Regions from separate parts of the Homo sapiens genome. Here all the other regions are linked to region 4. A link is a loop called in an ENCODE intact Hi-C map of the cell type or tissue named here. Cell type or tissue: PC-3. All regions are shown on one strand. Region 1 has its middle 480 kb from the start of LINC01239. Region 2 overlaps ELAVL2 (ELAV like RNA binding protein 2). Region 3 has its middle 480 kb from the start of ELAVL2. Region 4 holds the start of ELAVL2 (ELAV like RNA binding protein 2).

Evidence for each region. Peaks named below come from ENCODE experiments on the same cell type or tissue, not always from the same donor. Only the 100,000 strongest peaks of a DNase experiment are listed, where the experiment ranks them.
Region 1: it touches region 4 in a loop (6-fold over the local background); 1 of 110 quality-filtered maps calls a loop at or near these places.
Region 2: a loop joins it to region 4, with 4 times the contacts of the local background. A loop is called at or near these places in 1 of 110 quality-filtered maps.
Region 3: a loop joins it to region 4, with 4 times the contacts of the local background. A loop is called at or near these places in 1 of 110 quality-filtered maps.

The regions. Positions count from the first base shown.
Region 1 is chr9:23,121,864-23,124,363 of GRCh38, reverse strand. No RefSeq gene overlaps it. Among named protein-coding and RNA genes, the nearest start is that of LINC01239, 480 kb to the right of the region's middle. In PC-3, a CTCF peak has its summit at 1,139 (motif pointing left); a DNase peak (open chromatin) is centred at 1,103.
Region 2 is chr9:23,716,322-23,718,821 of GRCh38, reverse strand. The region is part of intron 3 of ELAVL2 (ELAV like RNA binding protein 2); the gene reads left to right. Among named protein-coding and RNA genes, the nearest start is that of ELAVL2, 110 kb to the left of the region's middle. In PC-3, no CTCF peak of the experiment used is centred here; a DNase peak (open chromatin) is centred at 1,181; H3K27ac peaks cover 303 bases.
Region 3 is chr9:23,342,494-23,344,993 of GRCh38, reverse strand. No RefSeq gene overlaps it. Among named protein-coding and RNA genes, the nearest start is that of ELAVL2, 480 kb to the left of the region's middle. In PC-3, a CTCF peak has its summit at 1,234; no DNase peak of the experiment used is centred here; H3K4me3 peaks cover 325 bases.
Region 4 is chr9:23,825,002-23,827,501 of GRCh38, reverse strand. It overlaps ELAVL2 (ELAV like RNA binding protein 2), which reads left to right and starts at 1,262. Exons shown (of 7, transcript NM_004432.5): 1 at 1,262-1,696. LOC105375992 (a long non-coding RNA gene) reads right to left here and starts at 1,074. Exons shown (of 3, transcript XR_929519.3): 1 at 985-1,074. In PC-3, no CTCF peak of the experiment used is centred here; a DNase peak (open chromatin) is centred at 1,061; H3K4me3 peaks cover 2,138 bases.

The DNA of each region.
Region 1 (2,500 bases), 700 kb after region 4:
CACTAGTAGGCCATTGACTTTAAACTTAGTCGAGGTTAATATTTATTTTGACAAACTAAAAAATTTCATCTTAAATAAAAAGGTATTGCTTTTCAGGTCATTCCACCAAAGAATCAAGGGAGGAGGGACTGGCAACTGTTCTTAAATGCTATCTTAGTGTTGATAGTTTGCAAATATGGAGCATTTATTGTTTGATTTTTGCCTTCCTTACAACCTAAGTTTGGCAGAAACCCTGCAGCATGTTCTCAGGGAAAAAGAAAAAAAAGCTTCGACATTTCAACCATCTGCCAGATATACCTATCAAATTATTCATTTCTGAGGCTGCTTAAGGTTATTTAAATTCATAGCTTTTCAAACTACTGACAAGGTTTGCACATTGTGAAGAAAATGAATATTGTTAAGGGTTAAATGGACAGCTTCACACTTTAAATGCATTATAAATTCACCCCAGGCACTCTCCTACTGATTTTTCTCTTTATTATTTTATTTTACAATCAGGGACTCTTCATAATTATGGACCATGCTGACAATCGGCATGACAACAGAAATATTCAAACAAAACTGACCCAGGTATGAGGCAATAGTTGCATTATACCTCCAAGGAAACATGCCTTCAGATACATTTTAGATATAGAAATAGTACTTCCAGAAACAAAGATATACAGCTGAGCCCCCAGCCTGCCTTGCTGGGCATATATACCCCACTCTGTCCAATTTATGTGGGTTGACGTGAAGACAGGCAAGACCACCCTTAGAAGTGGTCATTGTTAAAATGTAGGCCGTCTATCAAGAGAAATTGTCTCCCAGAAATCAATACCTTAAAAACTCTTGTGGCTAAATGTTCTGCCAGACACTTTCAAATTTTTATTATGCTGAAAATAGTGTAGAAATAGTAGAAGTTCCATTTATTTGATTTCTTTTTATCACAGTCGGCCCATCCTCGATCAAGTTTCATAATTCAAAGATATTAATTTACCACCAGGTGTAGTTCAAACGAATGTTGACCTTTGATTTACAAAACCCCTTAGATTTACTCTATGCCTTTCTTAAGAGAGTTCCCTTTTTCATATACCACAAGAAAAGGCCTGCAAAGTTGAGGACATGATTTAGGATGCTGGACCTTGCACCCCCTGGTGGCCAACACACATGCTTCATTATCTTTCTTTTTATTTGGTTTTGCAAAATTTGTTCAGCAAGAGATTGAAAAAATATTTTAATAAATTTTGATGCAAAGTGGCAATCATACAGTGAGAGCCTGACAAGTATAGTATGTTCAAAAATAATTACCCTTGGGCCCAGGATCTGTTATCGGGTCACTATAATAAAACCATGCTTTTTGCTGTCAGACATACATAGCAGAAAGACATTCCAATTCTGCCTCAGCACTAAACCCAGGCCAGTTACTTAACTTTTATGATCCTTAATTTTCTCAACTGTAAAATAGGGCTGATAATTTTATCTAGGTCATAGTGTTCTCGGATGCAATAAATGAGAAAATATATTACAAAGGCTTAGCTCTGTGATTTTGAAGTACTGGAGAAATGACTGCTGAAAGTGACAGTTGTAATATGATAGTTAATATAATATCACCATATCGGCATAATTGGTATAATGATAGCTGATAGTTGTAAATAATAGTTGTGAACAGTTGTATGCAAAATGGAGTTAGGTTTTATTGTATGAATTATGAATATTCTGTATTTACTGGTAGTCCTCAAGTTCAGATATATAGAAAGTAGAAATTGTTTTTCTTTTTCCCTCTGTCCATAGAAACGAAATCATAATTATGAAGAGCTGAGTCTAGACAAGCTTGCACGGGTCTGAAACTGTTCCTTTGCCCTGAAAACAATAGAAAATTGTGTGATTATAATAGCACTTATTAAATCAAAATACACAAATTTCTTATAAAATGTACAGTGTTATATTAGATACGGTTGAGTGAAATTTTGATTTCTTAGAAAATAATAAATACCCATTAAAAAAGACTTCTGCAAAAATAGGGGACATTTGGTCACTGGCATAGGCCTTGGCGCTTACAAGCAGCAGAGCTTACACAGCTATGTTGTCAGGTGTCCCAAGTTTGGATTCTGGTTCCATCACCTGAAAAAGCTTGTGACCACAGGAAATTTTCTAAATCTCTGTGCCTCAGTTTCCACATCTATGCTAGAGGCATAATTATAGCCTTTATCTCATAATTATTTTTTGAAGAATGTATAAATTCGTATGCAAAAGTGTATTCAAGGTAACTGACAGCCAGTAATAGTAGTACTATCTAACCCTGTATACACCTCCTTCATATACACTGCCTGGTGAATGTTTACTGACATACTTAAAGAATCCTTGAGTTGAATATTTTTAAGATGTTTAGTTCTGGGGTTATGGTTAATAGTCATCTTCAAGATAATGAGGAGAGAATGAATAGATTTTCTCTTCCACCTTTCAGTCTTAACAATAATGATAATGTAAAGCAATACATCGACTTTGGTTAGGGACAAATAGA
Region 2 (2,500 bases), 110 kb after region 4:
CTTTCCCTATGGTTATTCTCTAATGTCTAATCATGTTGTGAGAGAAATATCTTGGTAGACTTAAAGTCATAAAACAACACTCACTAATGTTTCAGGGGTTATCCCCTTATGTATTGAATAAATTTTTCATAGTTGCATAACTTATGTCAGCCCCACAAAATATGTGTAGGTAAAACTTCCTTTGGCTCTGTGGGGAGGGCTTTTAATAACATTTCTGTTATTCTTTTTCCTTGCTTTCTCCTTTATCATACGTGCCTTACACAAATTTCCATCTCTGCCTGTTAAATGCCATAAGCAATCTGCAGTGTTTGCTGTTACTGCTTTTTAAATTTTTAAAAAACTGGTACAGTTTCTACTGATTGAGGATTACCAAAGACAGGCTGCCCTTGAAAGAAAGTGAGCTGGCTTCCTAACTTCTTTGTGTATGTATACCTGTATACATACATTAGATCCCTGATAATTGTGTCAAATCAGGGCCCAAAACACTAAATCTTGGATAGCGTATGGTTTACTTGTAATGTAGATAGGGCTTGCAGATTGTGTTTTAAATTTAAAACAGGTGTTTAAATGGGGATTGTTGACATAAAACATCCTTTAAGAGGAAGATTATTTGTTAGGAATTTTTCTCTGGGTGTTTGAGGAATCCTATTTTTAAAATACGTTAAAGATTTAGTAGAAGTAGTTACTTTATGTTCAAGACTTCCCACCCCTTAGGGCTTTATTATATTATATGGAACCATAACAAGACTAATAGGCCTGTCTCCAAGTTTGTAGGAAAGGTCAGTAGCTTTAAAAGATGTGCATGGTGCTCACCTTGCCCACAAAACAAAGGGCCAGGATAAGCAAATGTAAAAGTTTTTGAGAAGTATTTAATTGCAAGTTGTTTTTTTGTTTTACTGAGACCATGTAATCTTGGCTATACAGTGTTGGACAGGGAGTATCTGTAATTAAATATTTTATAAACATTTTGAGTGCTTAATGTGGGCTAGTTAGCTTTGCTAAATGTTTGAACAGCATTAAAATAAGACAAGAGGTAGCCTTGTCCTTGATGTCATTGTGTAGTAAGGGAGACAGCACTTAGTTTATATGACCATTATTTGGATATATGATGAGTAAGTGCAGAATACAATGAAAATGGATATGCCACTTGCTGTCTAGAGGCCTCTGTGTTGATTTCAGAGTTGATGGTGTTTTACAAGCTAGGTTTTATTGGGCGGAAAAAGAAGAAATGTATTACACATAAGGGAATGTCTCATTCAAAAGCACAGAGGCCTTCACGTGATGTGTACCTTTTAGGAGAAGCTTACATCTGAACACCATAAAGTATACTTATTCTATCAAGTAATAACCTTCTACAAAAATGATTGGCAGGAAAATTTGATTAAACCTAGCCCTGTACTTTACATTTATCCCCCTTTAGTGAGGACCTAATTTATAAGAGAAACAATAGGAATGAATTTTGGGTGGATCAAGTAATTTGCTCGTAGAAACATATTTGCCTTGCTCTGCAAAGATCCGTGGAGACCCATGGGACTCATTTAAGTATTTACAAATGGTATCAAGATGAAGTTTCTCTAAGCAGTATTTAGTGTACACACAGAGGAAAGGATCATTATATTTTCATTACTATATGAAGTAGGTCAAAGAAGACTTGGGTTTCTGAACATTGTTGCAAAGCAGTTTTTCTTCTAGTTATAGTACAAAGGGAAACTTAACTGTAGATGGCATTTACATTTAACTTTACTACCACACTGATTTTGACTGTTCTCCTCACCTGCGTTATGATGGGAAACTGTCTCTGTATTCTCCTTCCATACATTTCTGTCTGATAATACTTACCAACATTTAGATTGTCATTCCTCTGCTCATAAAAGTTTTGCCCTGACATTCAAGGTCTCTAGACTCTGCCCTCAACTCACTGTTCTAGTGTTGTCAGTGTCCTACAGAAATCTTTATTCTGGCTCAGCTGGGCTCTTCATCATTCAGTATGGAAGCCTAATTCTCCATTGCCTTGGATTATTCTCTGCCTACATGGCCCTCTAACCCTGTCATTGATAAAGTTTTATTTGGCCATAAAATAAATTAATAAAGTGGATAAAAATTTCTTAACTATACATTTCCTTTCTCATCTATTTGGTGGTCTGCTCTCTGAGGGCAACGGGATTTTTGTCTTTGGAGAGCAGCTTGCAGAATGTTTTTATTTATAACCTCTGCATGAGGAAGCTTCTGTCTATTGCTTATAAGAGACAGTGAAGACCTGCTCTGTGTGCTCAAAGACGAAAAAAGTCACAGTTTAAGTGAAATTAAAAGTTGAGATTCTTGGAGGTTTTTCGTTTTGTTTTGTTTTTGTTTTAATGCCATTTTTAACTTTGGGTGTGTTTTTCAAAACTTGTTGGTAGGTGTCACTATACATTGAAGATGTGGTCGGATGAAGGATATGTAAAGGACTTAACAGCTTTTTTGTTTCATACAAAAACAAAGTTTTTTTATATATACATAT
Region 3 (2,500 bases), 480 kb after region 4:
GTGCTCTTGATTTGACTCTCAGCTTGAATATTATTGGTATATCAATTCTACTGATTTTTGTACATTGATTTTGTATCTTACAACATTACTAAAGTCACTCATCAGTTCTAAGATCCTTTTGGGTGGAATCTTTAGGGTTTTTTAGGTATAGAATAAGATTGTCAGTGAAGAGTGATAGCTTGACATCTTCTTTTTCTGTTTGGATGTCTTCTGTTTCTTTCTCTTGCCTGATTGCTCTGGCTAGCATTTCCAGTGTGATGTTGAATAGGAATGGTGAGAGTGGGCCTCCTTGTCTTATTCCAGTTCTCAAGGGGAATGGTTCCAACTCTTGCGTTTTCAGTGTGATGTTGGCTGTGGGTTTGTCATAGATGGCCCTTATTGTTTTGAGGCATATTCTTTTGATATTTAGTCTGTTGAAGGTCTTTTTTTATTCATGAAAAGATATTGAATTTTATTGAAAACTTTTTCTGCATCTATTGAGAATGAAGCTTCATTAGGCTGTTTTTGTTGTGCATTTTATTTTTGCACCCCATTTAGCATCTTGAGTTCTAGATTTCCTAAAACTAGGAGGCTCTATTTTGAGTATATGATTTACCATCCTTGCTGATGAGGAAATCTTTCATATGTTCATTGACTCTTTGTTTCCTTGATTTTCCTCTCATTCATTTGTTCTTTCATTTGTGCCTGTATTTATTCATTTATTCATTCCCTTGCAATCACTCATGAGTTTAACTATTCGTTCAATAAGTCTTTGTTGAATTTGTTTAATGAACGTATATCTACATAAAGAGAAACTCAGAAGACACAGGAGTACACAGTACAGTTCAATCAACCAAAACTGTTGCTAAGAATTCATGTTTCTTGATGTCAAAGAATTTGAAATTCCTATAACTTCTTGACTTGCTATTCACTTTTTGATTCCTTACTTCTCCAAATGTAGCAATCACCAAATCCCATTGATTCTGCAAATTAGTATTTCAGGAATCCAAATTCCTCGCTCTCACCTCACTGCCACTACCTTGGTTCTTCTACTGTATGTGTTATTATAAGAGCTCCTTAACTGGATTTCTTGACACCAGTCTTTTCCACTTCTCATCTACTTTTCAAAGAGTAGTATTTAGAAGATAAAATGTTGTATTGGTAATCCCTTACTGAACAACTTTTCTTTCTTTTTTTTTCTTTTTCCTTTCTCAAGCCTGCCCTCTCCCAGACAATGTTTGAATTGCCCTGATTATAAAACCCTAGATCCATAGCAGATCTGCAAGTCTTTTCATGATGTGTCTCTCCTTCCAGCACAACATTCTGTCTCAACACTGTCATTATATTTTGTGATCACAGACATAGAAAAAGACGTACTGTAAAGCAAAGAGATCATTCCTTTGCTCTGTTCTGCCTTGAACATCCTCCTGTTTCCTTGCAACATCCCTAACCCCTTTCCATTTTTACCTGGTTAGTTTTCAATCATTTTTAAGTTTTCAAACAGATATTCCCACTTGTACTAAGCTGGGTCTCTGGTTACATGCTTCCTGTAGCTCTGCACTATCTCTGACATACCACTTACCACATACCCTACATTCTGGACTCTGAGCACTATGAGACAGGGACTCTGTCTCCTATTTTTTTTCCCACTTAATTCCCTTTGTCTGACACATCATAGGTGAACAATAACACTTGCTACTTTAAGGCATTTTTCTGAACCTAGTACTTTTGTAGATTTTAAGCCCAGATCGAAGAATTTTAGATGTTGATAGATAAATGTGTACACACTCATCACATGTACACACATGCACACAGTTTTCCATTGGTTATTGCATTTTATGTACTATGTTCAGGGAACTTGGGAAAAGTGCTCTACAAGCCTAAGGATCAGATTGAAAAATAATTGTTCACTTCATCAGGCTGTTAATCCTACATGCCTGTGGTGATAAACCCCAGAAAATCTGGATAATCCTATATAATATTCAGAGAAAGCTGGAATCAGCTATAAATACATATCAAACTGTCAAATAGCATTATTATTTAGACAACTCTGCAGTCCCTTCCAAATTATATTAGGCTATTCCTGCTCCATGAAGTCTTTCCAAGCTTCTTCCCACTTTTTCACTGTTATTCCCTGTACTTTCTGAATTCTTGCTCTATCTACCTAACCCTCTCACATTTCTCCCTTTTCCACCTTCTTTTTTCTTTTTATTATTTTGGTTTTTTGACACTTTTCTTTTCTGCTTCTTTATGTCTCTAGGACTTCTGTCATCCTCTCTGACATTTCTCTTCCTTTTCTCTCATGTCCTTCCCTCCCTTGTTGAATTTTCTTTTTTTATCATGCTTTTGTGTGTCTCTTCTTTCTCTCCCTTTGCATTATCTTCTCTCTTTTCCACTTCTTTTACCCTCTCCTAGTGGCGTACTGTGAATGCCTGCCCCTGTGTGTTGGGCAAGGGTGGGAGGAAATTGCCCAAAGACCACAGTAAGACCCAGTGTTCTGTGCAGTCCTGTTTATTCTAGA
Region 4 (2,500 bases):
TGGTGCTATCTTTCAAGATTGAAAAGAGAAATGCTGGCTGGAAAAGAACGTAGGTCAAATGAATATTGTGTCTACTTATACATCCAGACGATCCTGAGGACCTCACTTTCACTTAGAGGAAGAAACAATTATCATGCATAAAACTGTATTTTGGTCTCCTGAATGCTGTTAAAATATGGGGTTGTAATAAAGTAGTCTTCCTCTATGAAGCAGAAGCATTGATAGCACTTGGTCTTCTGGTTAAACTTCTTAAATCCTCACAGAAAGAGCCCTGATAAAGGTTCAACTATCTTTGCTGTCAGCAATACATGTGTGGTCCAAGGACTGTACCTGTCTGCAAATGCAGAGGAGTGGCTTGTTCCAGTTTTATATACAGCTGCTCTTTTTGAGAATCATTAGACACCTCGAAGTGAAGGACCTTAGCTCTACTCAATACCTCTTTTTCTGGATAGGATATTTATCCTACACTTTTCTATTCTAACATGAAGTGAAAGCCAATTCAAACCGTGCAGCTTTATTTGAGAGCATTTCTGACTTCATCTTTATCTTAAAAGGATGCTTTAAAAAGGGGTTCATGGGGACACATAAATCTGAAATATGCGTATATTAAAATAAAGACATACAATTACCTAACATCTAATACAAAATACAGTACTGAACACAAATCGAAAAAAGGCATGCGGGCAAATAATGGATGTACATTCATCCCTTTCACTCAGATCAAAGAGAGGGAGCTCTCAATGACTCATACATACCGGACAGAGTTAAATGTTATAAAGAAATATGCCACAGATGCAGCAGTGATGGCAAAGGAAATGAATCTTTCTGAAGCAGAAAGATTTAAGAGGAAAGGAGATCGTGCCATATCGCAAACTCTGATAGTACAGTTCCAACCCTCCCACGTTGCTCTCTCCACATTTCTTTTTGCTTCTTGCATTTCCCTTCGCCGCCAGTGTTAAGAGTGTACCTCCCCGCACAACTTACCTTGAAACGGGACTCCATTGAGCTCTCGAGAGTGACACAAGCCCATAGCCAATCGTCTCACGCGGCCCCGCCTGGGCGGCCTCAATGGAAGCGTGTGGACCAATCAGGATCCTGGGGCGATGAGCAAGTTACGTTGTGGCGCGATTCGGCGTATACTTCCGCGCGTGCTGCCCGGGATAGGAGCCTGGCAGAGCAGCTGCACACACGGCAGTGCGGAGGCAGAGAAGGGGTTGGTGATACGGTGCTATAAATCTGTGGTCCAGTCCACCTCCCTTTTAAGACGTCCTCCCCCCTATTTCTGTTCTTAGTTAGAGATGCAGCAGCTTACTCCTGTAGCGACCTACTAAAAAGCAACAAGGAGAAAGACATCGTCTTTTTGAAAAAACGTTCTTTCGTCTCTTTTCTTTGTTCCTTGGTTTGTTTTTCTTGCCCCTTTTTGTTTAGTTGAACGGCAATAGGAGGGTAGTCTCTCCGTCTTTTTAAACTCTTTTTTAAGTTTCCCCTCCCCTTTCATATTTTTTTTCGCCATTTCTTTTAGCATTGGACTTTGGGGTCGAAAGCGTTTCTTTTTATTTGCTTCTTTTAAGCCGAGCACAGTTTAGGTTTCGTGCTGTCTTAAGAGAACTATCCAGCAGCTTCTTGCTCATCCTTATTGGGAGAACTGCACCGTTACTTTAAAAACACACATACACAAAAACCTTAAGGGAGAAAGGTAAGTTTCGGTTTGGTTTCTTTAATCATTAGTTGCAGCGATGCGCTGGCAAACCCAGAAAACCTGTAAGTGAGCGGAATACAGAATATGAAGTTAATTGCACATGTTTGTCTCATTTCAAAGCTACTGTTCTGCTTTTTTAATTTTAAAGAGCTAGACTAAAAGACGGTGGACGCATGCTTAGCGTACTGAATATTCGTAAATGTCCATGGCAGAAACTTAAGTGGTAAATGTGGCCAGGGGGGAGTAGGGGTACAATGGGAGGTTAGATGTGGAGTGAGCTTCAAGATTGAGATCGGAAGTTCATTTCGTGGGGAGAGAGTGATAACTTGGGTGTTGGGGATGCATGCCTCTACTTTGGCTCAGCAACGGAAGGACGGGAGAGGCTTTACAATCATTAAGGGGAATCAGAAGCCTGGACTGGCAGATTAGACCAGCGAAAACCACAGGCTTAATTGCATTAACCAGATAGCATGTGCTGGGGAGATGGGATTGCCAGATGGAATTTAGATGCTGCACCAGGCAGCGAGTTGTAGTTGACTGAAAAAAGTACATGCCGCCTGAGGGCTGGGGCTGGGGCTGGGCTGAGGCTAGGGTTGTTAGAAGCTGTCAGAACTCATCATTGTATGCGGGCTCTGATTCACGGACTCCAATTATCATAATTCAGTTTTAAAAGAAGATAGCCAATTTGGGGCTGAATTCTTAAGCCTGTACCGGATATGAGATTCCCTTTGTTCAGAAAAGCGTAAATAAGATCCTTGGAGCTGTGTCTATGAAGTGCCGGCTGCTTGGGAGCCTCGCTGT